Linked DNA regions of Homo sapiens: regions 1 and 2 are each linked to region 3. Evidence: chromatin loops called from intact Hi-C (ENCODE). Cell type or tissue: Caco-2. All regions are shown on one strand. Links, peaks and the distances in the headings refer to the core of each region. The heading gives the core; the rest is flanking DNA. Region 1 holds the start of LOC107984563 (a long non-coding RNA gene). Region 2 overlaps LRCH1 (leucine rich repeats and calponin homology domain containing 1). Region 3 holds the start of LOC124903171 (a long non-coding RNA gene).

Region 1 (10,436 bases), core at 1,644-9,643, 270 kb before region 3:
AAGAACTCTCACAAATTCTTAAAAACATAAAATTTGGCAAAAAATTTGTACTTAACAAAATAGGACAAATATGGCTAATGAATGCCTGAAAATGTGCTTAGTAAGACTGGGGAAATACGAATAAAAACTACAATGCAATGAACCTACACACCCACCTGAATGGCTAAAGTTCAGACAATGGAAAATCCCAGGTGTTGACAAGGAAACATGGCGACCTGAATTATACTGCTAATAAGGTGCAATCTGGCAGGATCTGCTAAGGTCTAGTTCAACCTTAGCAAACTGGTAAGGTCTGATGAGGCCTCAGACCTTACTTAGCACGTCTCCTATAGCCTTTCAATGCATGTTTCTGTACTTAACAGGAACATTATGGCTACATGAGAATGTTTACAGCAGCACCATTTACAATGGCCAAAATCTAGAAATAACCTGAATCCATCTATAACAGAATTAGTAAAATTGGAGCATATTCATACAATGAAATATTCTACATGAATAAAAATAAACACACTATAACTGGATGCAGCAACATGGATGGGGTCTCAATCATAATCTGGAAGAAAGAATCCTGACACCAAATTATGTGCTATATAATAACTTGGTACCATTTTATATGCATAGTATTGAAGACAGGAGGTGTTACACATAGCAAGGCAATGGAAGGGGGTGGTGGGGGGCATTCTGAGGGAGAGGTGATTGGAGCATGGCAGGAGAGAGTACTGGTGATGCTATCTTCATCCAGGTGCTTGGTACATGAGCATGTTCACTGAAAATTCATCAGGCCATACACTTAGGATTTATAAACTTTTTAATATGTGTTATACTTTAATAAGGTTTACATTAAAAGTATATTAAGTAGTTATGCTGTGAAGATCATAAATATACTACTGCATGAAGAATTTAAAAATCCTGATGTTATTGCAAAGAATACTTATCTTGGGGGATACAATTTCCAGTGGCTACATCGTTTATCAATTCAAGTAATATTGTATCTCAAACCACTTAGAAGTGAAGGTGATGTGAAAAGTTGCTGCAAAAAGTGGCTGTAGGCCAGGCGTGGTGGCTCACATCTGTTATCCCAGCACTTTGGCAGGCCGAGGTGGGTGGACCACTTGAGGTCAGGAGTTTGAGACCAGCCTGGCCAACATGGCAAAACCCCATCTCTACTAAAAATGCAAAAATTAGCCAGGTGTGGTGGCAGGTGCCTTTAATCCCAGCTACTCAGGAGACTGAGGCAGGAGAATCGTTGGAACCTGGGAGGCAGAGGTTGCAGTGAGCTGAGATTGCACCACCGCACTCCAGCAACGGACTGAGACTCTATCTGCCCCCTCCCCCAGAAAAAAATGGCTGTAGTGATGTTACTGATATTGACGATGCAAATGAGTTTAGATAAAACCATGTCATAAAATCTTACAACAGAATATTTAATATTTCCAAGCTGACATATCTCAAGTATTTTTAAAGTATACATATAAAATCTGTGACAAGTAGGCATGAATTATATATTTAAAAATGTATAAATGTATTCGAATTAGCCAAAGTTTTGGATGTTATCATTAGAAAAATGCAGATCCAGGCCAGGCGCAGTGGCTCACACCTGTAATCCCAGCACTTTGGGAGGCTGAGGCAGGTGGATCACAAGGTCAGGAGTTTGAGACCAGCCTGGCCAACGTGGTGAAACCCCATCTCTACTAAAAATACAAAAATTAGCCTGGCATCATGGCGTGCACCTGTTATCCCAACCACTCAGGAGGCTGAGGCAGAAGAATCGCTTGAACCCGGGAGGCAGAGGTTGCAGTGAGCCAAGATCGTGCCACTGCACTCCAGCCTAGGTGACAGAGCGAGACTCCATCTCAAAAAATAAAAAAAAAGAAAAAGAAAAATGCAGATCCTCTCATGTTCAAGGTTGTCTTGTATTTAGGCACACTGGGTATATACAGTATGTAACAGATTACATTGTTTTATCGACCTTCTGCAATGAAAGCCACTTTAAAATTAAAACAGCCAGATTTTTTTTTAAGCTTTCATTTTTGAAGCCTAGCCTCCAAGTAATCTGAAGAATTGGGGTTTCGGATGAAGAAAGGAAATGTCACTGTTGGTGTTCCAGTGATGGGGATGGCAACAGCAGTAGCTAAGAAGACATTGGCAGAGGTTGCCGGGGGGGTGGTGGGGGGAAGTAAAGATGCAGCGATGGCCACAGCAGCACAGGGGACCATGACAAAAGAGGCATCCACTACAGTCGAAATGGAGGACAAAGTGTTAGAACCAGTAAGAGTTTCGTAAAGTGGCTAGAAACAATATAACTGTCTCAAAATTAGTGATTTTTCTATAAGTCTATGTTTAATAAAAATTATTTTAAAATGATCCTATTCACAGCAGCAACAAAAAACTACCTAGAAAGAACTCAAACCAGAATTGTATAATACCTCTAGCAAATAAAGTAAGTCTTAAATGGAAAGCAATATCATATTCATGGAATAAAACTCTCAATATTGTAAAGCTACAAACATACCCCAGATTAATCTACAAATGCAATATAATCTTAATCAAAATCTCAAAGTTGTTCATGGAGCTTGACAAGCTAATTATAAAATTTATATGGAAGAATATGCCAAGACGGCTTGAGAGAGAACAAATTGCTCTGCCAGTTGTCAAGACATTATAAAGCTGTGATAATTAAAACGGGTTTGGACTCAGAAGAGTTCATCCCATCAGAAAAGTCCTGCCACAGACCCACACAGAAATTTAGCGTATGTTAATAGCAATGTCTCAAATCAGTGAGGAAAACATGAGCCTTTCTGTAAATGGTGCTGCCAAATTATTTTTCAGTAGCTTTGTGGAGAAAGATATACAAAAGGAGGCCTGTGTAAAGGCATGCATTGCAGCCTTGTTTGTAATAAATACGAAAACAACCCCAAATATTTAAGAATCAAAGTAAGTTGGTGAAAAATTTGACACTGTTTACATTTTCACAAGCCATCAAAACAATATGTATTTTGCTATAGGTACAAATATATTTCATGGGAAAAGTTCTGAATGGAAATAATGAGTTACTTCTGGGAAAGAGGAGGAGGGCACCAGAGTTGAAAATAACAGCCAGAAAAGCTTTATTTTTGGTGGATTATATCATTTTTACAGAAAAAGTTATTCATGTATATTTTCAGTTGTAAAATACTAATTTTAAACACTAATAAATGTTGAAAATCAGAAAGAACAGTGCTTACACTCATCTGTGCCAAGGTCCAGAAACACATTTTCATGCTTCTTACTTTGTATTTCTGAGAACTTAAGTTCTGGTTCAAAAACACATTGGAATTAAAAAAAAAAAATAGAATTAACATAGCTGACTGTGTGAATAATGAGACTTTCAGGAGAAGAAACCCTTGTAAGGTCCTGCCTCCCAAAGGTACTTCAGGCCAGTCATTGCATCTTTCAAAGGCCAATTCCTCACTGGAAAGCAGAGTAAATAAACAAAAACCCCTACACTAACTCCCAGGGCTGTGTAGCAAGACAAGATACCCACATGAAATCTCTGTCATCTTATCCAGATGTTAGTGACTAGATGCATTAGGGCCATTGAACTTCAAAGTGACCCGTGCCGTCCTTCAGGGGTGCACAAGACCATCCAATGGACAGGATTAGAGCTTCTGTCTATATTTATTTTTATTTCATCATCTCCTGTTAAAATTTCTATTTTTGTGCATGCCTTATAATATACATAGCATATTGGTATGCTAATGTATACAATTATAAATTAAAAGTCATATAGTATGGGTGTGTGTGGCAAATGTGCCTCCCAAATTTCTTTTTAAGCTTACTTTTTAAACCACAACTTTTTAAGTGAGAGGAGACAACATTGTGAGCACCAACACACAGATTATCTATTGCGCTATTAGTTTCTACTCTGCCAGTACAAAGAATGGTTGGCTATAGAAATAAAATATTTTCCTCGAAGAGAGAACATAGTTTGTAAATTTCTCATCCTTTCATAGCCCTGCTAGTCCAAGAGAAAATGTCTTTTGCTTATCAGATATATATTTTTTTATTTGTTGTTGTATTTGGCCCAACTCTGGGATTCCAATCCATGACCAGTGAATTTTCGATTTCATTTGTGTCTCTTTGGCACCAGGTGGCAGCTTCTGTCTCTAACGACACTTAATGAGCTTCACTTTCTGGTGATAGTACATAAAGAAAATAGAGTTCTAGCACTTTCTTTGTTGGATGATAATAGTATACTCAACCAAATAAAGTAACATTTTCATCTTATTGGGCTTATTAGAAAAATTCAAATACCCCTAAAAATGAGGCATGGAGCTGGGAAGTGGGTGAGGCAAGGGACTTTTTTTTTTCCAATTTATCCTAGATATTATTTTGGGCATTCTGGTTTTGGGGTGTATTATTTTGTGTGTGTGTGTGTGTGTGTGTGTGTGTGTGTGTGTGTGTGTGTGTGTGTGTGCATTTAAACCCTGCATTTAGAGTTGTAATATTGACCCCAGGCTGTTCACGTGGTTGATTGAAGGCAGATTGCCTTATTAGTCATTGCTGGTTCAATGGGATTAATATTCCTTAAAGAGGAAAGCCTTTTCCTTTTGGGTCTCTTCTGAAAACATTTGAGTAAAAACACTGCCACCCAGTGTTTCTTTTAGGAGAAGCACAATAAATATACCGTGCACTCTTAAAAAGTTTTCTAGGATGAATAGCAAATCACCCATTTTCTTAGTTATATTCAAATAAGACCTGACAGACGACAGAACATGCCCTGCTTTAAATGTAAAATAGGCCGGGCTCAGTGGCTCACAACTGCAATCCCAGCACTTTGGGAGGCTAAGGTAGGAGGGTTGCTTAAACAGGAGTTTGAGACCAGCCTGGGTAACCATGAGACACTGTCTCTACAAAAAATAGAAGAAAAAAAAAATTAGCTGGGTATGGTCGTGTGTGCCTATAGTCCCAGCTGCCTAGGAGGTTGAGGTGGGAGGATTGCTTGAGCCCAGGAGATCAAGGCTGCAGTGAGCCATGACTGCACAACTGCACTCCAGCCTGGGTAACAAAAAAAGACCCTGTCTCAAAAATAAAAATAAAATATTCCAGCCCATATCATGCTACGTAATGCAGAGAGGCTATCCCAGATGTTGGAATGATTGTTTGATTTTCAAGCATGAATTCTAAGACGATCCTGCAAATATTCCAGCCTTACGTAATCATTCTGACCTGGATCATGGCAAAAAGACCAGGCTAAGGGCTTTGTCACCATTCGAATCCTCCCTCAACCTTTCTGCTGCAGTCACAGTTGTTTTCATCCAGCCCTCAAGAAGTGCTCTCCAGGCCGGGTGTGGTGGTTCACACCTGTAATCCCAGCACTTTGGGAGGCCAAGGCAGGTGGATCACTTGAGGTCAGGAGTTTGACACCAGCCTGGCCAACATGGTGAAACCGTCTCCACTGAAAATACAAAAATTAGCTGGGTGTGGTGGTGCACGGCTGTAATCCCAGCTACTGGGGAGGCTGAGGCAGGAGAATCACTTGAACCCGGGAGGCAGAGGTTGCAGTGAGCTGAGATCGTACCAGCCTGAGTAACAGAGCAAGACTCCAACTCAAAAAAAAAAAAAAAAAGTTCCTGTCCAGTACAGTTCAAGGCAGCCTTAGGTAGCAGCTCCCTTTTGCAGGGCCCACATCTGGAGAAACCTGTGTCCTCCCGCCTGGTCTCTTTGCCCTGCCACCCCACAGGCTGTGCATTTGCCCACCTCTTCTCTTCTGCCCTCCTCGTTCCCAGGGGAGGGGAAGGTGGGCAAATGCACAGCATTCCAACATCTTTCTCTGAAAGTTTCTGGCCTCCTCACCTCTTCTTGTATTCTTCATAGAGCCTGTTGGACAGAAGTGGGATTTGCATCCTCTTTGCGATGAACAAGCACCTTGTTTTTGGAAGGTGGTGGAACAGAGCGCCCATTATTTTGGGACCTCTGCTATAACCATAACATCGTTTACACACATAAGTAAAAGAGAGATAATGACAATAGGACCTACATCCTAGGGTCATAGAGGATCAAATGAAACAACCCAAGTAAAGCCTTGAGCTATTTACTCATCTTTTTTTAATTATTAGATATTTGGTCAGTGACTTGGTAAATAGAGGAAGATGTTATAGCATAATCGTTAAAAGTGTGGGTTCTAAGACAAACTCCAGGAGTTGAATCCCAACTACGCCACTTAGTATTCATGGGACCTTGAACAACTGACCTCCCTGTGAGATGGGGATGATTGTAGATGTTATCTCACAGGGTTCTTGTAAGATGTACAGGCATTGCTACTTGTACACCTCCTGAACAGTGCCAATTAGGTAGTAGCCACTCATATTAGTCAGGGTTCTCCAGAGAAACAAGATCAATAGGATATATATAGAGAGAGAGATGGATGACAGGGGATTTGTTAGAGAGATTGGCTCATGTGATTATGGAGGCTGAGGAGTTCCACGATATGCCATCTGAGAGCTGGAGAACCAGAGGAGCTGGTAGTGTGGCTCAATCCAAGTCTGAAGGCCTGAGAAGCAGGGAAGCCAGTGGTGTCACTCTCAGTCTGACGCCGGAGACTGGGAACCTGGGGGACTGCAGGTGCAAGTCTTGGGGTCCAATTGTCATGTAGTTCCTATTGTCATTTTCTCTCTTTTACTTATGTGTGTAAAAGGATGTTATGTTGGCGCTCCTTCTATCCTAGTTCTAGCAGAGGGCTGGAGAACCTGCAGTTCAGGAGAACAGGAGAAGCCAGTGCCCCAGCTTCAGGAGAAACAGAGAATTCACCTTTCCTCTGCCTTTCTGTTCTATCTGAGCCCTTGGCCGATTGGGTGGTGCCCGCCCTCATTGGTGAGGGCAGGTTTTGTTTACTCAGTTCACTGACCCAAATGCCAGTCTCCTCCTGGAGGCAGCCTCACAGACACACCCAGAAATTATGCTTTACCAGTTATCTGGGCCTCCCTTAATCGAGTCAAGTTAACACCTAAAATCAACCATCACACCACTCGATAAGCATTGGGTATTGTATTTAGTTTTCCTCATCACTTATATCCATGACTTCCCTTATTTAGATTCCTGTAAGAAAAATGAACTATTGTGGGGTCTTTTCATGCTCTTTCCCCATTGAAATTATTATTTGTCTAATACGAGCTCGATAAAAGAGGTTTATTGAGAAATGAACATAAAGCAGACACAGATTATTTTTTCAGGGGTGCCAAGGTGAAAGAAATAATCTGGAGGGGATGGGGAAAAAACTCACCAAAAAGGAGACATTGTCCGTAAGTCTTGAAGGCTCAGTAGCACTTCATAAAGTCAAGAAGAGGTGAGCGGGTATTCCAAGGAGCAGGCGTAGCACAGGGAACAAAGACATGGGAGCACCTGGAAAGAGGAGACTGGAGTGGCTGCAGCAGAGGGTGTTAGCAGTAGGACGGAAACAGTCTGGGAAGGGCAAGCATAGCACCAAAATCAATTGTGTGAGTAATAGTAAAGTGCTGAATATGTTTCCAGTAGGGAAGAGACATGATAAGACTTGCTTTTTCTAAATATTATTGTAGCAGCAGAGAAGGGAGGAAGAAGAGGAGGGAGACAAGGTGACAAATGAGCCATTGACCACTTACCCAGGGTGAGCTGATCAGGGCAGGCGCTAAGGTAGCAGGGAGAAAGAGGAGAGGCTGGGGCTGAGAGATGTTTCTGAGGGAGGATCTGCGGGGCTTAGTGACAGACTGAAAAGGACAGGAACACATCAGTGGTCATCCTGCAGTGTCTAGCTTGGGAGGCTGGGAAGATGATGAAATCACTGAACCGGGAAACGCATATAAAGAAGGAGTTTGGGGAGGTGCAGAGGGAGGTCAATTTTAAACATATTTGCAGGACCCATAGGACATCCAAGTGAAGATACCCAGAATGGACCTAGCATTGTGAAGATATACAGAGTTATAAGTTACCTAGGCTGGTGGACACCACCAGAGATCTTCAGCATGGATGGAAGAGTGCCAAGCATTTCATTTCCAGGAGGGCAGGGGTTGGGCACAGAAACAGAAGCCTATGAAGAAGATGGAAAAATAAAAACATTGAGATAAAAATTGTACTAAGAGAGAACTGGCTTTCAAGAAGCAAGTTTTCAATGATCTCATATGCCACAGGAAGGTCAAATAGAACAAGGACTGAAAAGAGGCCATTGGATCTGGCAACTGAGATGTGGGACCCATGACCAAAAAGTATTTTCAATGAAGTGGTATGGTTAGAAGAAGAAATGAAGGCATTTGTCCATTCATTTATTCAACAAATATTCATCAAGCACCTATTATATATCAGGCCATGTTCTAAGCCTTGAGGATATGGTAGTAAACAAAACCAAGACCTCTATTCTTTCTAAGTTTACACTCCAGCATTGCTTATAGAATACTCTTTAAAGAACTTAACAGGGAGAGGAGAAACTAGACAGTATTTTGAGGGAAAAGATGAAGTCAAGAAAAGTATCTTTCTTATAGCCTGGTAATGTTTGAATTTGTGGCTGAATAATTAAACTATAGGTGGAGAGGAGAGGGTGGAGGAGGAGATCAAGAGACAAAGAGAGAGAGAGAGAACAAATAACATAAAATCTCCCAAGGCTGTGGAGTTGGCATCTAACCTTGGGAGGGAGAAGTGCCATCTACTCCTCCAAGACAGGAAATAAGTTGACACTTCACTGCTGAGGCCCTCATTTTCCTTGTAAATTAAGAGGCAAGCTGGGGACAGACTGAACGAGATTTGAGACAACACTTTGGAAGAGCTGAAGCAGGAAGCAGGAAAAGAAGCCAACGGCACAAAGTCAATATTCAAGCAGAGTTCTGCCCAGTTAAGCAATAAAATTATGTGGCAAGGAGTTCTGTTACCTCACCACCTACACATTCAGTCTAACTAGAGGCTGTGTGGAGTCTTCCAAGGCAGTAGACATGTCTTCTCCCCTTCCCCTTCCTCTGGCTTTTGTGACTGTAGCAGATGTCTATGTGGAAATCAACTTAGAGGACAGCAAATTTTTTTTTTTTTTTTTTTTTTTTTTTTGGAGACAGTCTTGCTGTAGTCACCAGCTATCTGGGACTACAGCACGAGCCACCATGCCCCTGCTAATTTTTGTATGTTTTGTTTGTTTGTTTTTGTAGAGGAGGGGTTTTGCCATGTTGCTCAGGCTGGTCTCAAACTCCTAGGCTCAAGTGATCCATCACCCTCAGTCTCCCAAAGTGCTGGGATTATAAGCATGAGAAACTGTGCCTGGCCTTTTTTTCTCAGAGAAAAGCGATAGTTGTGTCTTAGTCTGTGTGCATTGTTATAAAGGAATACCTGAGGCTGGGTGATTTATAAAGAAAGGAGGTTTACTTGGCTCGGGGTTCTACATGAAGCATGATGTCAGCATCTGCTGCTGGTGAGGGCTTCAAGCTGCTTCCACTTATGGTGGAAGGTGAAGGGGAGCCTGTGTGCAGAGATCACATGCCAAGAGTGAAAGCAAGAGAGAGGGGGAAGGTGCCAGCCTCTTTTCAACAACCAATTGTGACAGGAACTAAGAGTGAGAACTCACTCCTGGCAGAATGGCACCAAGCCATTCATGAGAAACCCACTCCCATGATCCAAACACCTCCCACTATGCTCCACCTCCAGCGCTGGGATGAAATTTCAACATGAAACTTGGTAGAACCAAACAAACCATATCTAACCTATAGCAAGTTGTTAGGAGAGTTTATTGGCCAAGTACCCCATTTTATTTACTTTGGCATTCCTAGTCACATTGGAAAGCGGCAGCCTATCCGCTATTCCTCCCCAGTCTCATCCCCACCTTGCCCCATTTTATGACTCACAAGTACCAATATGTTGCTCACTGCCTTTAAATGCTCAGTGACTTCTTATCATGGGTGTTGCTGACCCAATTTATCTTTGCAACCAGCATTAAAAAGCACAGAGCATAATGGTCAGATGGATTTTCTATAGGTAACTGCCTGCCATGACTTTGGTGTCATCGCCTCTCTCACCTTGTCAGTAAATGTCACTTTACCTTCATCCAGATGATGACTGTCTTGCATTCTCGATGACGCTGTGCTTCACGCAGCGATCCTCAGCTCCAGACCTGCCTGACAGCATCCTCTGCCCATAAACACACGTACTTCTGAAAAGAAAGATCTACAGGTAGGACACAGCTGTCTTAGCCCTGGGTTTGTACTGACACAGATTTCCAGCCTACTTATTTAGACAGTCTTTCTCAAGTGTTTGCTGGGCTTTCTTATTATTCATATATAAACAGAAATTAGTGTGTGGCATCACTTTCTGTCTTTTTACTTTCAGTCTATGCCCTTATATCTCGTTGTGTCTGTAAATATATAGTTGCTTTTCTTGGAAATCCAATCTGCCTTTCAGCTATCTAGTTTCTTGCTATTTATCATGCTTGCTGATGTATCTGAGTTTAT
Region 2 (10,436 bases), core at 1,138-9,137, 110 kb before region 3:
GTGTTTAACAGAGCGAGACTGTGTCTCATATTAAAAAAAAAAAAAGAAGAAGAAGGAAGAGGAGGAAGGGGAGAAAGAGAAGGAGAAGGAGAAGGAGAAAAAGGAGAAGGAGAAGAACAATGAATCATGAGGGCAAGAAGGTCCTCACTGACTCTATTTATTCATCATTTATGCACATGGTATTTCCAAATAAAAGAGCCTTGTTTCTATCTATAAAAAGGTCTAGTCTTTGTTTTTAATAATCCCAAATTACAGAAAAGCACCAAAACAAAATAAAAATTCAGCCTAAACCTCACCACTCACAAAAAAAGGTCTCTTCTAGATAGCTCTCTTTGACAGTACTCACAAAAGAGACCCCTTCCAACAGGTTTGTGTAAGTGGTTTTTTGGTTCACCACAAAATGAATGGCAGCAAAGTAAGCCTGGGAAGTTGTCCTGCATTTTCTCCGAATCTGTATTTGGCTATTTGGTATCCATCAATTACAGGGCAAGTTAACAGCCAAGTAGTTTCCATCTCCTCTGTGATCTAGCTGAGCCACCTCCTTATCTAACTCTCAGTTACCCAGCCCACATTTCCCCTGCCCTAAATCTCTCAGGGCCAGGAACTGACAACTAAAGACCATCCCAGCGCCTAGCCAACCCCAAGCTGATTCCTCCAGTCTGCCTTGCCTTTTCCATAAAAACCCAGTAAAGGCTCTGGCCTCGGCTTTCCCCTGACTCCCATCTCTTCCTCTTCACCCAAATAGGTGCTTCTCCTCCTGGCCCTGTGTGGCATGGAATGCCCTCTTCTCTTAGGAAATGTGAGTAATAAAAAAAAATTTCTTTCTGCCAGGTGCTGTGGCTCACACCTGTAATCCTAGCACACCAGCCGAGGCAGGAGGATCACTTGAGGTCAGGAGTTCGAGACCAGCCTGGCCAACATGGTGAAACCCCATCTCTACTAAAAATACAAAAATTGGCCGAGCGTAGTGGCCCACGCCTGTAAGTCCAACTACTCAGGAGGCTGAGGCGGGAGAATAGCTTGAACCTGGGAGACAAAGGCTACAGTGAGCTGAGATTGTGCCACTGTACTCCAGCATGGGCGACAGAGTGAGACCCTGTCCCAAAAAACAAAACAAAACAAAACAAAACAAGACTTATTTCAATGGACTTGTCCCCTCTGTGTCATCATTCAGTCATCTCTGTAAGTTAAAATCCTGTGGGTAGGAACAACACAGAAGGGGGGAAATGCTATAAATATCACCTCTGAAAGTAGCAAAAAGTGACAACTGACAATGAGGAAGGATATCAAAAAGTTCCCCATGCACTCATGAGTTTTGTCATGTGGGAGTGTTAATGTAACTAAGGGCAAGTCCTATAGACTCAGAATAGCCCAAGGGCACCCATGAATTAAAACCACAATGACCCATGTTCACAAAACAGTGTTGATAATGATGAGATTGAAAAAAGGTCGAACTGTGTTCTACATGGTCAAAATAAGATTTCAGAAGGTTAAGTACTTTAGAACGACTTATACACACACACACACACACACACACACACACATAAGGTTAAAATTAGAGTTTGAGCATTTAAAGGATATTTCAATGACTTGAAATGTTAAATTGTCCTGAGTCCTTTTCCTCAATAGTTGGGGAAAGCTGTGTTTGGAGTCAGGCAAAAGAGGTCCTACTCCCAGCTTCATCACTCACTTACTGTGTGACCTTGGAGAAGTCACTTCATGTCTCTGAGTCTCCATTTCCTCTAATGAGAAAAGAATATTGAACCCGACAATATCTAAGAAGCCTTCCAGCTCTGACATCTTATCTTTCATAAGTAGTCTGTCATTATTAAACCTAGAATGTGAATTCTAATCACATTTTCACCCATTATCACAAATTATAGGTTTGTTTTTATCTCATAACCAAGAAATGTAACATTTTTTAGAAAGAAAACTGAAAGAGAAAAGAAAACCCAAAGGTCAAAACTATTCAAATCTCTCCTTAAGGAATTTATCTCATGAAGAAATACCCAACTTCTCCCTATCAGGATATTCTGAAATCCCAGTCAAGAATCCCCAACAAAAATATTTACAAGCACATGAGAAGAAAACACATGCTTATGATTATTTTTAAAAAAGAAGAAGAAAAATGAGGTGGAGGAAGGGGTAGGATAGGAAGGAGGAGGAGGAGGAGGAGGAGGAGGAGTGCCCTCATCTTCAGCACATATACTGTATTGTGTGGGGCCTCTAAACAGAAAATAATCCGGAATTTTTTGTACCTCTGCTCTGGCAGGCCACAAGTAAGTTTTCAAAGTGGATATGAACGGATAAAAGGCACAAGGCTTCTGTAAAATAAATATATAAAGTAGCATGGAAAGAACACATTATTGTTCAATAGTCAGGAAGCTTTGGAGCCCAGCCCAGGAAAACACTCTGTAACCTAAGGTGTGCCCTTCCAAGTCTTGGTCTGTTTATAAAGGACTCAGAGATAATTCCAGACATGTGTGATTTCATGTCAATCCGACTTTCCTTAGAGAAAACATGTTTAAACTCAGAAGAATTAAGATTTGGAAAGGACAGGTGACGATTATTTCAATAAACTTTTCAGTACTGCTGCATGCTAAGAAAGCAGATGCCTGCTGGCTGGCCTCTCCACACAAAGGGATTAATGGGTCAATTTCTTTAAGAACTGGCACCATGACATAATTGGCTGTCAATTAGCCAGGCATCAATCAGATGGACTTTTCTCATCTAAGCTTTTGTTCATTATACCTTAGGCCATATCAAAAATATGGCTGAGAACATTCTCCGATGCCCCAGTTTCTCTCACCAAAGCATTAGGAATAGAAAAGCATGTGTGTCGTTATGTTGATAATGTCAGTGTCATCATGGTCTGTTCCTTATGATAAGGGTTAAAACTCTGTAGATAGTGTTGTGATGAGATAAATGACCTAAAATTACTTATGCTCTAAGCTCACCTAGTTCAAAGCATTTCATAAATACCTGTCACATTTTTCTGGCATATCTCATTCCTTGGATAATAAAAAAAGAAACAAAAGGATAAACCTTGTAGAACATCAGAGGCTGAGGGCAGAACAAGACCAACAAGATGTAAGTTCTGCCTGCTCCGCTCCAGATACAATTTCATGTTTATTCCGTATCACAGGGAAGAAAGGCAAACAATTGAAAATTAAAATAACACTATCATTAAGTAAACTGTTCTAGGACTCTGGCCCAGTGTGTTCCTTCAGAATTAATTTATTCCACTGCCTTGAGCCACCCCCATCATCCTATTCTAAGTGACTACAGGGAGAAGGCACAGGCCCCAGACCCAGGGAGCAAGGCTACTGTGCTGCAGCCACCTCGGTCACCCACAAGAAGACACCTGAGGCTCTGACACCTCTCCTCTGGCCACATCCAAGGCCCTCCTCACCATCCCCACCCCAGTTAGGGTTGCCAGATAAAATACAGGATGCCCAGTTAGATCTGAATTTCAGATAATTAACAATCTTTTAGTATAAGTATGTCTCAAATATTGCATGGGACATATGTATAGCAAAAAAAAAGTAGTTATTTATATGAAATTCACATTTAACTGGGTGTCTTGTATTTTTATTTGCTACATCTGGCAACTCTACCCCCTAATTCTTTCAATACTCCTCCAAACTATTCTATAATACAAGGAGAAAAATTAATTCTGGCACAAAAACAACTGGGAGGTGAGGAAGAATCAACAAGCTAATTTCAAAAGAAGTTTGGCCGGGCATGGTGGCTCACGCCTATAATGCCAACATTTTAGAAGGCCAAGGCAGGAGGATTGCTTGAGGCCAGGAGTTCAAGACCAGCCTGGGCAACATAGTGAGACCCCATCTCTACAAAAAAATTAAAAATTAGCCAGCTATGGTGGCACGAGCCTATAGTCTCAGCTACTCAGGAGGCTGAGGTGGGAGGATCGCTTGAGCCCAGGAGATTGAGGCTGCAGTAAGCCAAGATCAGTCCCCTGCACTCCAAAGCGAGACCCTCATCTCATAGTACTCTGAATAGTAAAGTATCCAATTAGAAAAGTGAAGGTAAATTTAAAATTGTTTTTAAACAGCATGTTTAAAACTACCAATGCTTAAAATGGTTTCTAATACTATTGACTCGGTTACCTAGGGTAGCAGGAGTCTTGAAATTTATTGGTGCATTCAGTGTTAGCTCCCCCTGTTGTCCACTTAATTACTGGCTTTAGTGACACATAGGAATCCTCCCTAGATTCTTTTCTGTTGTACACAGAACACCTCAGCGACACTAGCTTTGCAAACAACCCATTTGGGTTATGTAAGGAGGGCGGCTGACAGAAAGAGAATGGGGCTGACAGAAAGAGAATGGGGCTGACAGAGATTTCAGGGAAGACTTGAGTCAGGGTCAGGAGGAGGAAACTGGATGGCTTCCCAGCACCTCAGATCCACAGTGTGGCTCTGCTCTCCCCAGGGATCAGACACACCCATGCTCAGAAAACAGGGCCACACCAAGAAGAAATAAATTAGAGGCTCTCCGTGTCTCTGCTCCGTGCATAAAATGAAGAAGAATTAGCTTTCTCCTCCCTAGATCATAGAAAGCACAAGAGGCACAAAATTATTTACAGGATGAAGTCACAGGATACAGATATCTTATTATAAAGATACAGCCATTTATCTGACAAGAAATGAGTTATTTAATTATTTACATGTATGTATGTATGTATGTATGTATGCATGCATGTATGTATGCATGTATGTATTTGTTGACCGGGTCTTGCTCTGTTGCCCAGGCTGGAGCACAGTGGCACAATCATGGTTCACTGCAGCACTGACCTCCGGGGCTCAATCCATCCTCCCACCTCAGCCTCTTCAGTAGCTGGGGCTACAGGCACCACCGCAGTCAGCTAATTTGTGTATTTTTTATAGAGATGGAGTTTTACCATGTTGCCCAATCTAGTCTCAAAGTCCTGGGCTCAAGTGTTCCACCCAACTCGGCCTCCCAAAGTGTAGGGATTACAGACATGAGCCTGTACCCAGCCTCCATTTTATTTTAAATCATCAATGCCCTTCAATTAGGAAATAATAATAATGTTGAGCACTTTCTGGGTACTAGCCATTGTGCTAAGAGCTTTGCATAAATTTATCTCAGTCAAGCCTCACCACGTCCCTATGAGTTTTTTTAAATCCCCAATTTAATTTCATAGTTAGGCTAAATCTGCAAGAAGTTAAATAGCTTTTTCTAGACTACAGACACAGTAAACAGCAGGGGGCTGATTTAGATCCACTGCAGACTGACCCAAAAGCCATGTTCTTCACCCTGAATGGATTACCTGTCCCCAATTAAGCACGTGTTCTGGGTGGTAATCATGACACAGGAAGCAGAGGCATAAACTATTCCAGGAAACTCACTTAAATTTCTCTGGTCTTCAGTTACACAACGAAGCTACATCATCTTCAAAGATCCTTCTAATGTCCAAAAATTCAAGCTTTATTCTAGCGGAACCAAAAATTCCTCAGGGTCAGCTATACATAGTTGCATTAATCTACTTGACACCTTTGAGGCTTAGAGAAGTTAAGTGGTTTCCTCAAGGTTACCAAGCTAGAATGGAAAGAGATGAGATTCAAATTCTGATCTTTCAAATCCATGTCCTGGAAGTCACCTTTAAACCATAGCTGGATCTATGATCTTTAATTTATATGACAACGTTGCAAGTCAGTAGACATAAAAACATTCAGGTTACAAATCCAACTACTGAACACAGGCTATTAATTCTTAGGTTTATTAAACAAGCTCTTTTCTCCTAATAAAGAGAAAGCAGCTACAAAGTCCAACTCAGTCACTGGATATCAAGAGTTAGGCAGCGGCGTGGGTACTATGATACAAGCCCAGCCTATATTCCTAACACCCCAGGCATTGCGACTCCATAACCCCCTACGAAAAACAGCCTGGTCCTACGTGATCATGACTGGGTAAAAAGAAACCCAACAGAGCAGGGCTTGGAAGGTGATTGGGCAGCAGGCCACTTAAACATTGCTATGGAAATATAATTAGTCTTATTAACCTAATTCATTTAGGGTTTTGTGATACTTCAGAGGGAGCTGAGCCCCACCTGGATTTAAAAGAATTTGATGAAAAAATTCAGATTACAAGAGGACATTGAACTAACCTCAAGGGACCAGTCACTCAACCTTTAAAATCACCTATGTACCTATGATCTATGAAATAATGACTAGTCATTCTCCTCTATTCATTAAGACAACTTTTTAAAAAACTTATAATCTTATCTTTCCTTCATTTAAAGAACTTTTTCCTGCAATTTGCCTCAAACATAAGTTTTTACACACAACAGTCTCTACCCTCTAAGCAAGTTACCCCTCAGGTCATTCCACACAGTCTGCACATCTCTTTCTATACATGCTTTGCTGTTTTCTGTAGGGAGGAGAAGAGGGACAGTGAAGAGAGGACCAGAGCCAAGGCTGATGCATATTCTCCACACAAGGAATCATGCTGCGGGCTCTGAGGAATAAAAAGAAAAACAAAACCGGCCCTGCCCTCAAAGCATCCATGAGGTAGGTGATGTTGTGCTAGTCTAAGTGACAATGGAGACCAATGGGCCTGAGCCCTTTAACGGATAGGGTGGGTTGGCTTGTGATTCCCATACTGCTGAGTTCCCCAAAGTATAGATCTGATTCTATGGAACATTCAACCTGCTCAGCAAGCCCCATTTCCCAAGGAGCAGCTGCCTGTAAAGGTGAAACTGAGTAACTGAATACACAACCAGAGCTAACATGACTTTGACAATCAAATTGCTTTAAAGCGCTAACAGAATCATAGCAATAGGCCATCAGTCATGAGCAGAAAAGCTGACTGTTGCTAAAGAGCATGAACGACAAAGTTCTGTGACACCAGTGCTCAGTATTTGTTAAACTGCATGATGAAATAATGTGAGTCATAAAATCAATTCAATGAACAGTATTTTATGTAAATTAAATGGAAACACATATCCTTAGCAGTAACTGTAAACATCTGCAACTTGCAACAAATACTTCAGGTTCTGTGTGTGTGTGTGTGTGTGTGTGTGTGTGTGTGTGTAAATCTGGTCAGGATGTAAAAAAACTGTAAAACATATTTCTTACTGGGTGTCTTAATTTTAAAAGTTTGAAAAACACTGTCTTAGGCTCAGCAGTAAATTCAGTTTTGAATAACTGCAGCCAAAGGGAACAGCAATTAGGACCATGACCCAAGGAAAGGCAAACAAAAGTGAATAAAAATAAATACTTCCTTAGAAGGACTGACCATACGGTTCACAGTCTTGACCCTAACTCTGTTATTCTTGGCTTGAAATAATCCAGCCATCTGAGAAAACGACTGCAAAATACCTGAAAGATTTCAAGTGCAGGTGTCTGCAAGGCACACACCAAAAAAACAAATAACACCAGACTCTGAAAGACAGGAAGCCACCATTCCCAAACCATAAAGACATTGTGAGAATAAAAATGTTTATGTTACTATGTTAAAAAGCCTGGCCGGGTGTGGTGGCTCACGCCTGTAATCCCAGCACTATGGGAGGCCTGAGGCGGGTGGATCACCTGAGGCCAGGAGTTCAAGACCAGCCTGGCCAACATGGTGAAACCCTGTCTCTACTGAAAATACAAAAATTAGCTGGGTGCTATTTTTTAATACAACAAAGCTATTTTTTAAGTAAGCTATTTTTAAAATAAAAAAATTAAGATCGGTGGCGTGAGCCACCGCACATGGCCAAATACCTTTAGTTTTGAAAGGGCTAAAGAGTTAACACAGGAGAGGGCTAATACATTTACCCTACATGTTTTCCAATCCCATTACGTATCTCCATAACAAATAACCTGAACTGTCTTCATGGTCATTGATTCATTCATTTAACAAAAATGAACTGAGCACCTACTAGGCTGTGGCCACAGTTCTAAGGTAACATAAGGTAAATTGATTCTATATTATTTGTTTCTACCTACATAATTGAGGGGCTAGAAACATGGAAAATGCAAATATTTCTGAAATAAAACTACTACTAATAAATGCTACTAAGTTTAATAATAAAATACTACTAAGTTTAATCATAAGACTATCACTGATGGCCAAAATTTCTTGACATTGTAATAGTTCTTCAACAATATTATTTAGTCATAATTATCAGTCAGCTACCAAAAAAAATGAAAGTAACAAATGTTGGCAAGGATGTGGAGAAACTGGAACCCCTGTGTACTGTGGGTGGGAATGTAAAATGGTGGAACCACCATGGAAAACATTATGGCAGATCCTCAAAAAAATTAAAAATAAAGTTACCGTCTGATCCAGCAATTCTACTTCTGAGTATACAACAACAAAAAAAAATTGAAAACAGGGTCTCAAAGAGATATTTGCAAACCCACGTTCATGGCAGCATTATTCACAATAGTCAAATTGTGGAAGCAACCCAAATGTTCATTGACAGAAGAATGGATAAACAAAATGTGGTGTATACATGCAATTAAATATTAATCAGCCTTAAGAAGGAAGGAAATTCTGACACCTGCTACAGTATGGATGGACCTTAAGGACATTATATAATGCTAAGTAAAATCAGCCAATACTAAAAAGACAAATACTCTATGCTTCTATTTATATAAGGTACCTAGGGTAGTCAAATTCATAGAGATGGAAAACAGAATGGTGGTTTCCAGGGGCTGAGCTGGAGAGAGGGAGATGAAGAGTCATTTAATGGTACAGAGTTTCAGTTTTGCAAGATGAAAAGAGCTCTGGAGACTGTGCGACAATGTGAATATGTAACTGCACACTTAAAAACAGTCAAGATGGTAAGTTTATGTGTATTTTGCAATTATAAAAAATATATATCAGACAGTGTTTACCTTCGGGGTTTTTATACCATAGAGCATTGCCCATGGTTCTGGATGCGAAGAACAACTTCTCAAGGATCCTGTGTAAGTTGAATCCAGGCTTTGCAGCAGCCTAAGCATTTCCCTTACCGAAAGCCCATCCCGGAAGTTCTGACTCTAATTCATTGTCTAACCAAATAGCCTTGCAAAACCATTTCCTCAAAACCCAGAGCAAGGCTATTTTGTTTGTGTTCTTTTTTTTTTGTTGTTGTTAGTGGTGAAACTACAAAAGTTACAGAAAGTATAGAAAGATGGACAACTTTTCCCCTTAAATTTATTGAAATTAAATTTTATTTACCCTGTAGAATGTTATCTTGAAATTGAATTGTTTTTTCTTGAACCTACAGAATATCATGCATACAAATGTAAAATTTCTATAAATCTGCAAGCGTCTTTTCCCCCGAGACAAGCAAGTTCCTGTGTTGCCTATTTTTATACCAATTGTACACTAAACTGGGGCACCCTGGCTGCAAGAGGGCCAGACAAAACTGCCCCAGGGCTGCTCAAAAGAGGCCATTTTGCACATAAAGAAATAGTGTTGTTTCTGGAACTTCTAGAGGAAAGAGTACATACGCTGTATGCCAATTTACTCAGAAAATGCCTCAGAAACCATGGAGTTTAAACTCTATTGTCATTTTATTGGGTGCCCGCCACCTTGACCGGCTAATTTTTGTATTTTTAGTAGAGACAGGGTTTCATCATGTTGGCCAGGCTAGTCTTGAACTCCTTACCTCAGGTGATCTGCCTGCCTCGGCCTCCCAAAGTGCTGGGATTACAGGCATGAGCCACCGCACTCAGCCCACACAGTGATCCTTGTTATTCATGATGGTAGTTCTGTCTATGAAGTTGCCTTGAACACCGCCATAGGAAATACTAATCCTTAGCTTCTGGGGGAAACACAGGGTTAGGTTCCTGCAAGCCTCTGGTCACAAAATTTTCATCAACCAACTTATAACGTCATTTTATGTGTGTTTCTGTTTTTTAAAAAAAAAATGGCTTATTTGATCTAAGTTGTTGGTTCATTGACACTAAACTCACAGCCAACAGCACTAAAGCCCATGCCTGAAGAAAGCTTAGCTAACACATGTATTTTTCCCTATAAGGCACATCACAGCCTTCTTGCACTTAAAAACACTGGACAGGGCCAGGCGCGGTGGTTCACGCCTGTAATCCCAGCACTTTGGGAGGCCAAGGCTGGTGGATCACCTGAGGTCAGGAGTTCAAGTCCAGCCTGTTCGACATGGTGAAACCCTGTCTCTACTAAAAATATAAAAATTAGCCGGGCGTGGTGGCTGATGCCTGTAACCCCAGCTACTTGAGAGGCTGAGGCAGGAGAATTGCTTGAACCCGGGAGGCGGAAGTTGCAGTGAGCCAAGATCAAGCCACTGCACTCCAGCCTGGGCGACAAGAGTAAGACTCCATCTAAAAAAAAAAAAAGTCCTACTGGACAGTTCTTTAGCCCTATATTTGGGGAGCCATTTTAAACAGTGAAATCACCAAGAAAAAGCCCAAAAATGCAGAAGACATGGCACTGAATTGTCT
Region 3 (10,436 bases), core at 1,193-9,192:
GAGTGACCCACCTTCAAGGGACTTGGACAAAGGACCTTGCACCAGCACAGTATATGGACTAAAGATCAAGGACCCCCTTCTTAAATGTTCCTCGGGGAGGGAGGAGACTATCAACAAGACCAAGACTAAATTTCTTGCCTCCTTTGTGCGCCCAGGGTCAGAGTTTACTTGGCTTCAGAAAAATAAGTGTCCAGTATACCCAAGTTTGTCGAGTAAAGTTCATACACCCTGCATCACCATAATACAGAAGATCAAATTTAGCTTTGAGATGAGAGACATAATGCTTTCTCTAAGGTCCTTGATACTTATGGGCAGAGACCACTGGTTTCTTTTCTATAGCATGCTGCCTCCCTTATTGTATTTACTTAGAGATTAGTAAGCTAAGAGAAAAAACATCCAATCCTAAAAATATTTAATAATAATTATAACAATAACAACAACAACAATAACAACGCCATCATGCCAAAGGTTTTACTTTTTTTTTTCCTGTTTTTTTTTTTCATTTAATTTTTGTTGAGACAGGGTCTTGCTCCGTCACCCAGGCTGGAGTGTAGTGGTGTGATCATGACTCACTGCAGCCTCAAACTCCCTGGCTCAAGCCATCCTCCCACCTCTGCCTCCCGATTAGCTGGGACCACAGGTGTGCGCCACCATGCCCAGCTAGTTTCATTTATTTATTTATTTATTTATTTACTGTAGAGATGGAGCCTTGCTATGTGGCCCAGGCTAGTCTGGAACTCCTGGGCCCAAGCAGTCCTCCTGCCTTGGCCTCCCAAAGTGCTGGGTTACAGGTGTGAGTCACTGTGCCCAGTCCATATTTATTGTTTAATTATTTGTACTTATCTGCCAGGCACAGTGGCTCACATCTGTAATTCTGCACTCTGGGAAGCTGAGGAGGGCAGATCACTTGAGGTCAGGAGTTGGAGACCAGCCTGGCCAACACGGCGAGACCCTGTCTCTACTAATAATACAAAAATTAGCTGGGCGTGGTGGCACACCTGTAATTTCAGCTACTTGGGAGGCTGAGGCACGAGAATCTCTTGAACCTGGGAGGCAGAGGTTGCAGTGAGCCGAGATCACACCACTGCATTCCAACCTGGGTGATGGAGTGAGACTCTGTCTTAAAAAAAAAAAAAAAAAGTACTTATCATTTTATTCTTATAAAATCCTGTAATACAGATAATATTATTATCTCCATCTCACAGAAAACTGAACCTCAAAAAATTTAACTAGCTGGCCCAAGGCTACATATCTAGGAAAGGTTGAATTGAATTGGGGTTTAAGACCAGATTCCAGAGCCTGCACACCCATCTAACCAACACACAATTTCTGGAGCACTTCACCACAAAATTGGCCTTCAAGAAAAAAGGACAAAAGCCTTGCCATCTGTTTTCTATTCGACCAGCCTGATTTATTTTAAGCTTTATGCATTGTGAGTGTGTTAATATGAAATTCTATGTTTCTCGTCTATTTCAATTCTGGGAAAACTCAAGCCTTCTATCAATGGTGTCCTTTAGTCTTCATGGGAAATACTTTAGCCTCGCAGCGAACCCTGCCCAGACCCCAAATCTACTTTTTACTCTATACTTGTAGAAAGCGTTCAAGCAGGACAGGGAATTAGGCATTGTGAACTTCCAAGAGAGTCTCACATTTGAGGCACTTTGAAAATGAAACCATATTATTTTATTGTGAGTAGGTTTGGCAAATGTTCTCAAAGTCAATATATTCCTTGTCTGGTTTCCAACAGCGATGCTTTGAGCCAATGGTCACCTACATGCCTCTAGTCTACATTTGAGCAAGGCATAAAATTCTATTTGAACAAACTGGCTTTTTGTTTTCTTCTTCTTCCAGAAGTCTAATTCCTCGCAACCACATCACTTAGCAATTTCACGTGGTAGTAATTAAGACCACATTTTCCATACTTGATTTTCTGGTCGGTGATAAATTGCATGAATGGAGAAATCAGGTTCTAAATACCCTTAACACACAGCTCTTTTTTGCTCCTGGCATCTTATTTTGCTGCCTTCTCAGGTAAAGAAGAGAAAGTAGTATATCTTTATTTTCTTGGTCTTCCCTGTTCAGGACACTTGGATAATGAAATATTTTCTTTCCTATGAGGTAGAGACAAGATTCCTGCTCAACAAATAAGAAGGAAGGGCCATTTCATGAGTAGTTGTTACGGTCTGAATGTGTCCCTCTAAAATTCACATGTTAAAATCCTAACCCCCAAGGTAATGATTTTAGAAGATGGGAAATTTGGGGGGTGTTTAGGTCATGGGAACCCTCATTAATGGGATTAGTGCCCTTACAAAAGAGGCCCCAGAGACCTTGTTTGCCCCTTTTACCATGTGAGGACACAGCTGGAAAACACCTCCATGGAATGAGGAAATGGGCCCTTATCAGATACCAAATCTGCTGGCACCTTGATCTTGGATTCTTAGCCTCCAGAACTGTGAGAAATAAATTTCTGTTGTTTATAAGCCACCTAGGTTATGGTACTTTGTTATAGTAGACCAAAGGACTAAGACACTAGGAGCTAAAGCATAGCTTGTGAAAGGAATGAGCTGCCCCAGCAGAAGTAGCAAGGCCCTCTGAACACTGAGTTCTAAATTGGCTGTCCTGGATCTGGAGAGAAGGGAGCAAGTTTGCTCTTCTAGGGCTCTCCTTCTTCCCATTATGTGATTGGTGGGGTCTGAAACAGCCACTTCAAAATGACTTTGCCATACACATACAATGGAATATTATTCAACCATAAAAAGGAAGAAAATGTGGACACAACCCACAACATGGATCAACCTTGAAGACATTATGCTAAGTGAAATAAGCTAGACACAAAAGGACAACTACTCTATGATTCCACTTATTGAGGAACTTAGAGTAGTCAAATTCATAGAGACAGAAAGAAGAATGGTGGCTGTCAGGGCTGAGGGGTGGGGGAATATGAAGTTGTTATTTCAGTTTGGGGTGATAGAAAGCTCTGGTGATGGATGAGGGTGATGGCTACACAACAGTGTGAAAGTACTTAATGCCACTGAATTGTACACTTAAGATGGTTTAAATGGTAAATTTTACATTATGTATATTTCACCATAATAAAAAATAAACAAAAAACAAAAAACTTTGCACTGAAATGGAAATGGCCAATTTTATGTTGAAGCCAGAAAGTTTTACAGATTGGAGGGAAGATGGTGTCAATTCAGAGGTGAGTAAACTGAGCTCCAGGAGGTGAAGCTCACAGCCGGAGGCCCAGCCAGGACTAACACCTAAGCTCCTTAAGCTCCCAGGCCATTGCTCCTCCCGTAACAGCGTTAACAGCCCAGGTTTCATGGGAGATACATAAGTTACATGGCCATTCTCTGGTGTTCCTACAACATTAAAATGCCTTCCTTAGATCAGTGACCACTTTTGTTTGTTTGTTCAGCTGCTTGACTCCCCAACCCCCTACTCACAATAAGCTCCTTGATCCCAAGATCCATGTCTTTTTTTTTTTTTTTTTTTTTTTTTTTTGAGATGGAGTCTCACTCTGTTGCCAGGCTGGAGTACAATGGCACAATCTTGGCTCACAGCAACCTCCACCTCCCGGGTTCAAGCGATTCTGCTTCCTCAGCCTCCTAAGTAGCTGGGATTACAGACATGCACCATCACACGTGGCAAATTTTCTATATTTTTAGTAGAGACGGAGTGTCACCATGTTGGCCAGCCTGGTCTTGAACTCCTGACCTCAGGTGATCCACCCGCCTCGGCCTCCCAAAGTGCTGGGATTATAGACATGAGCCACAGCACCCAGCCAAGATCCATGCCTTTTTATCTTTGTATTAACACCTAGCAACTTGCCCAGCATATCACCAAACCTGAATAAGTATTGTTAAAGGAATAAACAGGCTGGGTCCAATGGCTCACGCCTGTATTCCCAGGGCTTTGGGAGGCCAAGGTGGGCGGATCACCTGAGGTAGGGAGTTCGAGACCAGCCTAGCTAACATGGTGAAACCCCATCTCTACTAAAAATACAAAAATTAGTTGGGTGTGGTGGCACATGCCTGTAATCCCAGCTACTTGAGAGGCTGAGGCACAAGAATTGCTTGAACCCGGGAGGCAGAGGTTGCAGTGAGCCAAGATGGTGCCACTGCACTCCAGCCTGGGTGACAGAGTAAGAATCAATCTCAAATAAATAAATAAATAAATAAATGAACAAGCCACCTATCAGCAGTTATAGGTTGCTCAGCCTTGAAAACAAGTATCAGGAAGAGGATGGTTCATTATCTTATTCGTCAGTCCTTGAATATTGGGTGGGAATCCAATTGCAAAGAAAATACTGTATCATTTTGTTTTGTTGTTTTTAAACCCAGATTTGGAGTTTGAAGAATAAATCAATACTCACATTCATGCAAAGTAATATAAAGATATGTTTCTAATTTTATTAGGGAACAAAGACAAACAATAACAACTTGTTCCTTTGGCCACCTCTTCATTTTGTACTTTGCAATGCCCAGATGCTGTTTTCTCAGCCGGAAAGATGAAGTTTGGTGCCCTCTTGTGGTCTTCCATTTTTTAAAAGAGAAATGCAAGAAGTTTTGTCCTGGGAAATTTGGATCCAGGAAATAGCATCTTGCTTCTCTCTGGAGGAAAACTGCTTCCTTGAGACTCATTGCTTCTGATACTAACCATGCTTTTAAACAATTTTAAATCAGAATATCCTACCTGCCAAAGATGTAGTCAGGGTGGTTGTGATGTCTTTGTTGGTAACCCAGGAATGTATTTGAGTCCTGCGGAGTTGCTCTAAAGAAAGAGAATTAACATACATGAGATCAGAATTAAAACCCTTTTATAATTCCATAGTGCTAGATCACATCCATGTGTCATATAAGGACCTTCATGATCCAGCCCACAAATTTAACTTCATTTTCCTCTCTCTCATGTCCTCCTCATCCTCATGTCCCCTTGGTTAAAAACATTTGTCTATTTCTCTCTTGGTGCCTCTACCTCCTCCCAGTCTCTATAACGGCTGACAACTGATTGTACTTTGCTTTGTATTTATCCGAATCCGTCACTAATGGTTGTGCTTTTGAGCACAGAGTTTTGGTCTTGAGGAAGTAACTACATATTCCCAGCCACCCAATGCTTAGCACAAAGTTGCAGTAAATGTCGATTGAATTACTATAAACTGAAGAGCAAAGCAGAAAATCATATGGAAGCAAAGAACAGTGAAAAACTAGTAGTTGTCTCCAAGGACTCCAAGATTCTTCTCCCTTTTTCACTGCACTATGTGATCTGTTATTTGGTACAGAGACTATAAAGGCAGCATCACTTCCATGAAGTCTGCAGATCCCCTAGACCAAAAGGAGATAAAAAGATACATTTTCCATGGCCACTGTATGTTTTTTAGAAAGCTTTAGTAAGTCAAACTAACCCCTTAATGTAATGGAAACCTAAAGAGAGCTGAAAGCACTGTGATATTCCTCCCATATAAATATATGAGGATGATAGGACTCAGTGTATTGATAAAGAAATGAGCTTAGAGAGACGTTGCTTGCCCTAAGCCACACAACCCAAAATTGATGGCATGCGGACTGGAATATGGACCCCTGACTCCAGTCCCATGCACTGTTCATCATGTGGTGCAGTACTTCCTCTGGGCAGGGAACTCTATTCCTGCACTGGACGTGTGGGCTCTCCGTGCACACACATATACAAAATATTTTAGTAAATGTTGAAAATTATTTACATACAGCAGGAGGCCATCACTAACCAGGCTTCCACACTTCCAGTTTCCAACTAAAACAAAACAAAACAAACAAAAACAAACCCATGCCATGAAAACAAATGAACAAAACCACTAACCACACTCCCATGGGCCCAGCAGAGTAGCAAGAGTGCTTTGGAGGAATCTGGACACTTGAGACTGCATGGGAATCCATGCTCTGCCACGCAGTTCACTCCTCTCTGCCTTCATTTCCTCATATACAAAATAGGTAAGAAATTGTGTGTAGCGGCCAGGAGCAGTGGTTCACACCTATAATCCCAGCACTTTGGGAGGCCAAGATGGGCAGATCACTTGAGGTCAGGAGTTTGAGACCAGCCTGGCCAACATGGTGAAACGCTGTCTCTACTAAAAATACAAAAATTAGCTGGGCATGGTGGCACTTACCTGTAATCCCAGCTACTCTGGAGGCTGAGGCAGGAAAATTTCTTGAACCCGGGAGGTGGAGGTTGCAGCGAGCCGATATCACAACACTGCACTCCAGCCTGGGGCAACAGAGCAAGACTCTGTCTCAAAAACCAAACAAAACAAAGTATAGTTTGTGTTTTCTTTTTCTGGACAATTGTCTACACTGGTGAAATTCACTGCACATTATTTTATTTTTCTTTATATTAGCTACAGTCTTTGATGGATGATTTTTTTTCCACTAGTAATATTTTACTTTCTTCTTACAATAAATTATAAATACTTTTTCCACATATCAAAGTTCATCAAAGAACTCCCAAAATTAATCTTCTTCATCCTTCAGGAATTATTTATTCACACAGCAGACCACCATTTCATATTTTAAATCCTAGGGCTCTCATGCATTCCTTGTGGGCCTCAATTAGATGTCCACAGTGTTCTTCTCCTTTCTCGATGATACACGCATCGCGTGCCTTCTTGGTCTCCGGGCAAGTGCAGCAGGGCTTCAGCGGCCTCTTCTCCTGAGACTCAGGCAGGGCAGGGTTTGAGTCAACCAGACCCGGCATCTTTCGCGCCAAAAGCAGCTATGAGCGGAGACAGCCAAATCTATGCCAGCCTCGGCAAACGCCAATTCGTCCGATTTCTTTAAATTAAAGTTGATTGCACCTACTGTGCTATACATATCAGCAAGACCATCTCATCCTTCTCCCTCTCTTGGTTTCAAAATTAAGAAGTCATTTTAATTCTGTCACTCCAGATAAGCTCTTCTGTAATGCTCTATATATCCCATTTCCAAAGGTCAGGGGCTCAAGGCTCAGACTCTTGTCAATGTGGAAAAGGAAGCTCTGCCTGTTTGCTTCTGAGAGGCAGCTGTTCTCTGAAAACATCTACCCCAAAGGGAAGCGTGGGGGTGGGGGAGAACTGATTGCCTTTGATTACTTTTATACCCCTGTAACTGGCTTTAACTCTCTGACTTTTCATCTCTTTCAATACCAGTTCATGATACAAATATCCCTTGACGGATTGGGGAACTAATAGTGCCCTCTGGCCAACTCACTTCTGTATCCCAAAAGAGCCAATAGCAATCACAGCTTCCCAAGCACAGCCTGGCGCCTACCCTTCACTGCTGCATGTGGTGGTGTTTCTCCTTTATCTTAACACACACATTATCCTAATCAGGTGGGATTTGCCTGGCTTTTAAGCAATAGTCCTATCAGACAGTGTTTGTTTTCTTCCTGGAAATAGAAAGGATTGCTTCTGCCAGAGCAAGGGATTAAATCTTTATTTGGAAGCAGTCAACAAACACATTTGTAGTGAGATCTTTGAACTAAGCATCTTAGAAGCATTAACCCTTTTGATACCATCTGAAAGAGAAACTGAGCTAAACGCTTCCTGGAAAAAGACTAAAAATTAAGCTTGGTAGTAACCAAATTAGATGGCTACTGAGGACAACCTCGAATTTAGTAAAACAGGGGAATCTCCAAACAGGCGCTTGTCACTAGCTAAGCATGTGACTCCTACAAGCATTGATGATTGTGACTCAGGGCATTTGGGCAGAAACTTGGGATTGTGTTTCCTGGCTCTGCGCCTCAGAGTCCTGGTAAAACTACAGACCCACCACCTGGGAGATTTCTTTTCCTCTCTTAAAGAAATTCAAACCACATGTGGTGACTTATTAAAGAAACATATGTCATAACATATTTGGGCAACTCTTGGGCAAACTAAAAATAAGTTGGCAACAAATCTCAGAAAAGTGACTCAATCGTTGTCTGGGAAGGCAAAGCAACTTTCTGGAAGCACAGTGACTTTCCGTTTCTTTATGCTTCTGGTGTGAGCGGCTGCAGGGCTGAGGAGGACTATGACCAAGATGCTCCTTTATCCTTTCTTCCTGAGCAGGGTGAAGGTGGGGGTCTCCAGTCCAGCTAGAGATGTTTGCCTGCACTGCATCTAAGGAGGCGAAAGCCCAGCCAAGTCCCACCGTGTGCACCAGACTTGTTTGAAGGATGAGACTGCTCATGTGAGCAACTGGAGATCAACTCGTTTAGGTCTCTGCAGGTTTGCAGGGCACACTGGAAGGCCTTTGAGTTAACTGGCAGTTGGTTCTTTTTTTTTTGAGACAGAGTCTTGTTCTGTCGCCCAGGCTGGAGTGCAGTGGACCCATCTCGGCTCACTGCAACCTCTGCCTCCCGGGTTCAAGCGATTTTCCCGTCTCAGCCTCCTGAGTAGCCGGGGTTACAGGCACCCACCACCACGCCTGGCTAATTTGTGTAGTTTTAGTAGAGACGTGGCTTCACCATGTTGGCCAGGCTGGTCTCAAATTCCTGACCTCGGGTGATACGCCCACCTCAGTCTCCCTAAGTGCTGAGATTACAGGCATAAGCCACCTCACCCGGCCCACAGTTGGTTCTTAGAATCTTTTGTCTTGCAATTCTGTTGGGGTAGTAAATTTATAAATGCAAAAAATACCAAATACGCAGAAATGCGAACCTATCCCCCTTTCTGGTGTCACAGGAGCTAGGAAATACAAAAGCATCGATAGAGACATTCGAAGTTGCAAGTTGGTTTGAAGTTTCCCTGCTTTTCTGTGGTTATTGTAGCTGCTTAAGATGATGATAGACAAATAAGACAATCTGCTTAAAATTCACAGATGGAACTCGAAAATCATCTTTACAGCTAACACTGAATCTCTTACCGTTTGTATGGTATGGCAGAAAGAGACTTGGGCTCAGGGGAATTAGGTCCTGGAAGCCAAGGAAGGGGAGGAACATTTCAAAGAGGAGGAAATTTCCAGTTTTCTCAGACACTGCAGCTAAATCAAGTAAATGTAGGACTTAAACATGTGTATGGGATTTTTTTTTTTAAAAACAGCTTTATGGCAGTACAATTGACATATAACAAGATATTTAAATACAAATATGTAAAGTGTATGGTTTGACAAGTTTTAGCATATGTACATACCCTAAAATGATCACCAAAATCAAGATAACAACTTCTGTCATCCTAAAATTTCCTCCTCTTCTTTTGTAATCCCTCCTTCCCACCTGTCATGAACCCTCCTTCTTAGGCAACAACTGATCTGCTTTCTGTCACTATAGTTTGTATTTTGTAGAATTTTATGTAAGTGAAGTACTACAGTGATATGGTTTGGATATGTGTCCCCACCCAAATCTCATGTCGAATTGTAATCCCCAGTGTTGGAGGTGGGGCCTGGTGGGAGGTGATTGGGTTATAGGGACAGAATTCTCATAAATGGGTTAGCACTATCCCCTCGGTGCTGCTCTTGTGATAGGGAGTGAGTGAGTTATCGTGAGATATGGTTGTTTAAAAGTGTGTAGCACCTCCTGCTCCCTCTTTCTCCTGCTCCTGCCATGTAAGACAGTTTGCCTTCCCAGAAGCAGGTGCTGCCATGCTTCCTTACAGCCTGCAGAACCATGAGCCAATTAAACCTCTCTTCTTTATAAATTACCCAGTCTCAGGTATTTCTTTACAGCAGTATGAAAATGGACTAATACATAGAGTATGTACTCTCTTTTGTCTGGCTTTTTTCACTTTCACTTGGGCTGATTATTTTGAAACCGAGAGTCATCTGTGTTGGAGAATGTATCAATAGCTCATTCATTGTTTTGCTTTGTTTTTGTAAGCAGTATTCCATTGTATGGATAGAACACAGTTTGTTTACCCATTCACCTGTTGGTGCACATTTGGGTTGTCTCCAGTTTGGGCTATTACAAATAAAATTGTTTTGAATATTTGTATTTATGTCTTTGTATGAACATTTGTGTAATGGACTAAATGTTCGTGTCCTCAAATTCATGTCTTGAAATCCTAATTCCCAAAATGATAGTCCTAGGAGGTAGGGTATTTGGGAGGTAATTGGGCCTTGAGGGAGGAGCCCTCATTAATGGGATTAGTGCCCTTGTAAAAAGAACCCCTAAGAGTTCCTTGCTTTCTTTTTACCATGTGAAGGCAAAAGACAGCCATCTATGAACTAGAAAGTGGATCCTCACCAGGCACTGAATTATCTGGTACTTTGATCTTAGACTTTCTAGCCTCCAGAACTGTGAGAAATGAATGTTTGTTGTTTAAGCCATTCATGCTACAGTACTTTGCTGTAGCAATACAAACTGACACAGACAATGTGTTTTCCCTTCTCTTGGGTAAATATCCAGGAGTAAAATAGCTGGATCATATAGTATGTGCGTATTCAACTTTTTTTTTTTTTTTTTTTTTTTGAGACAGAGTCTCGCTCTGTCTCCCAGGCTGAAGTGCAATG

The links. Hi-C counts contacts between places; a loop is a spot of excess contacts. Peaks named below come from ENCODE experiments on the same cell type or tissue, not always from the same donor. Only the 100,000 strongest peaks of a DNase experiment are listed, where the experiment ranks them.
Region 1: it touches region 3 in a loop (7-fold over the local background); 4 of 110 quality-filtered maps call a loop at or near these places.
Region 2: a loop joins it to region 3, with 4 times the contacts of the local background. A loop is called at or near these places in 3 of 110 quality-filtered maps.

Annotation. Positions count from the first base shown.
Region 1 is chr13:46,758,445-46,768,880 of GRCh38, reverse strand. It overlaps LOC107984563 (a long non-coding RNA gene), which reads right to left and starts at 8,723. Exons shown (of 3, transcript XR_001749983.2): 1 at 8,633-8,723; 2 at 7,947-8,044; 3 at 7,249-7,380. In Caco-2, for the core only: a CTCF peak has its summit at 4,684; no DNase peak of the experiment used is centred there; H3K27me3 peaks cover 115 bases.
Region 2 is chr13:46,597,257-46,607,692 of GRCh38, reverse strand. The region is part of intron 1 of LRCH1 (leucine rich repeats and calponin homology domain containing 1); the gene reads right to left. Among named protein-coding and RNA genes, the nearest start is that of LRCH1, 49 kb to the right of the region's middle. In Caco-2, for the core only: a CTCF peak has its summit at 4,164 (motif pointing left); DNase peaks (open chromatin) are centred at 3,322 and 4,293.
Region 3 is chr13:46,487,223-46,497,658 of GRCh38, reverse strand. LOC124903171 (a long non-coding RNA gene) reads right to left here and starts at 4,823. Exons shown (of 2, transcript XR_007063786.1): 1 at 4,699-4,823; 2 at 4,391-4,616. It also overlaps the pseudogene COX17P1. In Caco-2, for the core only: a CTCF peak has its summit at 4,550 (motif pointing left); a DNase peak (open chromatin) is centred at 7,279.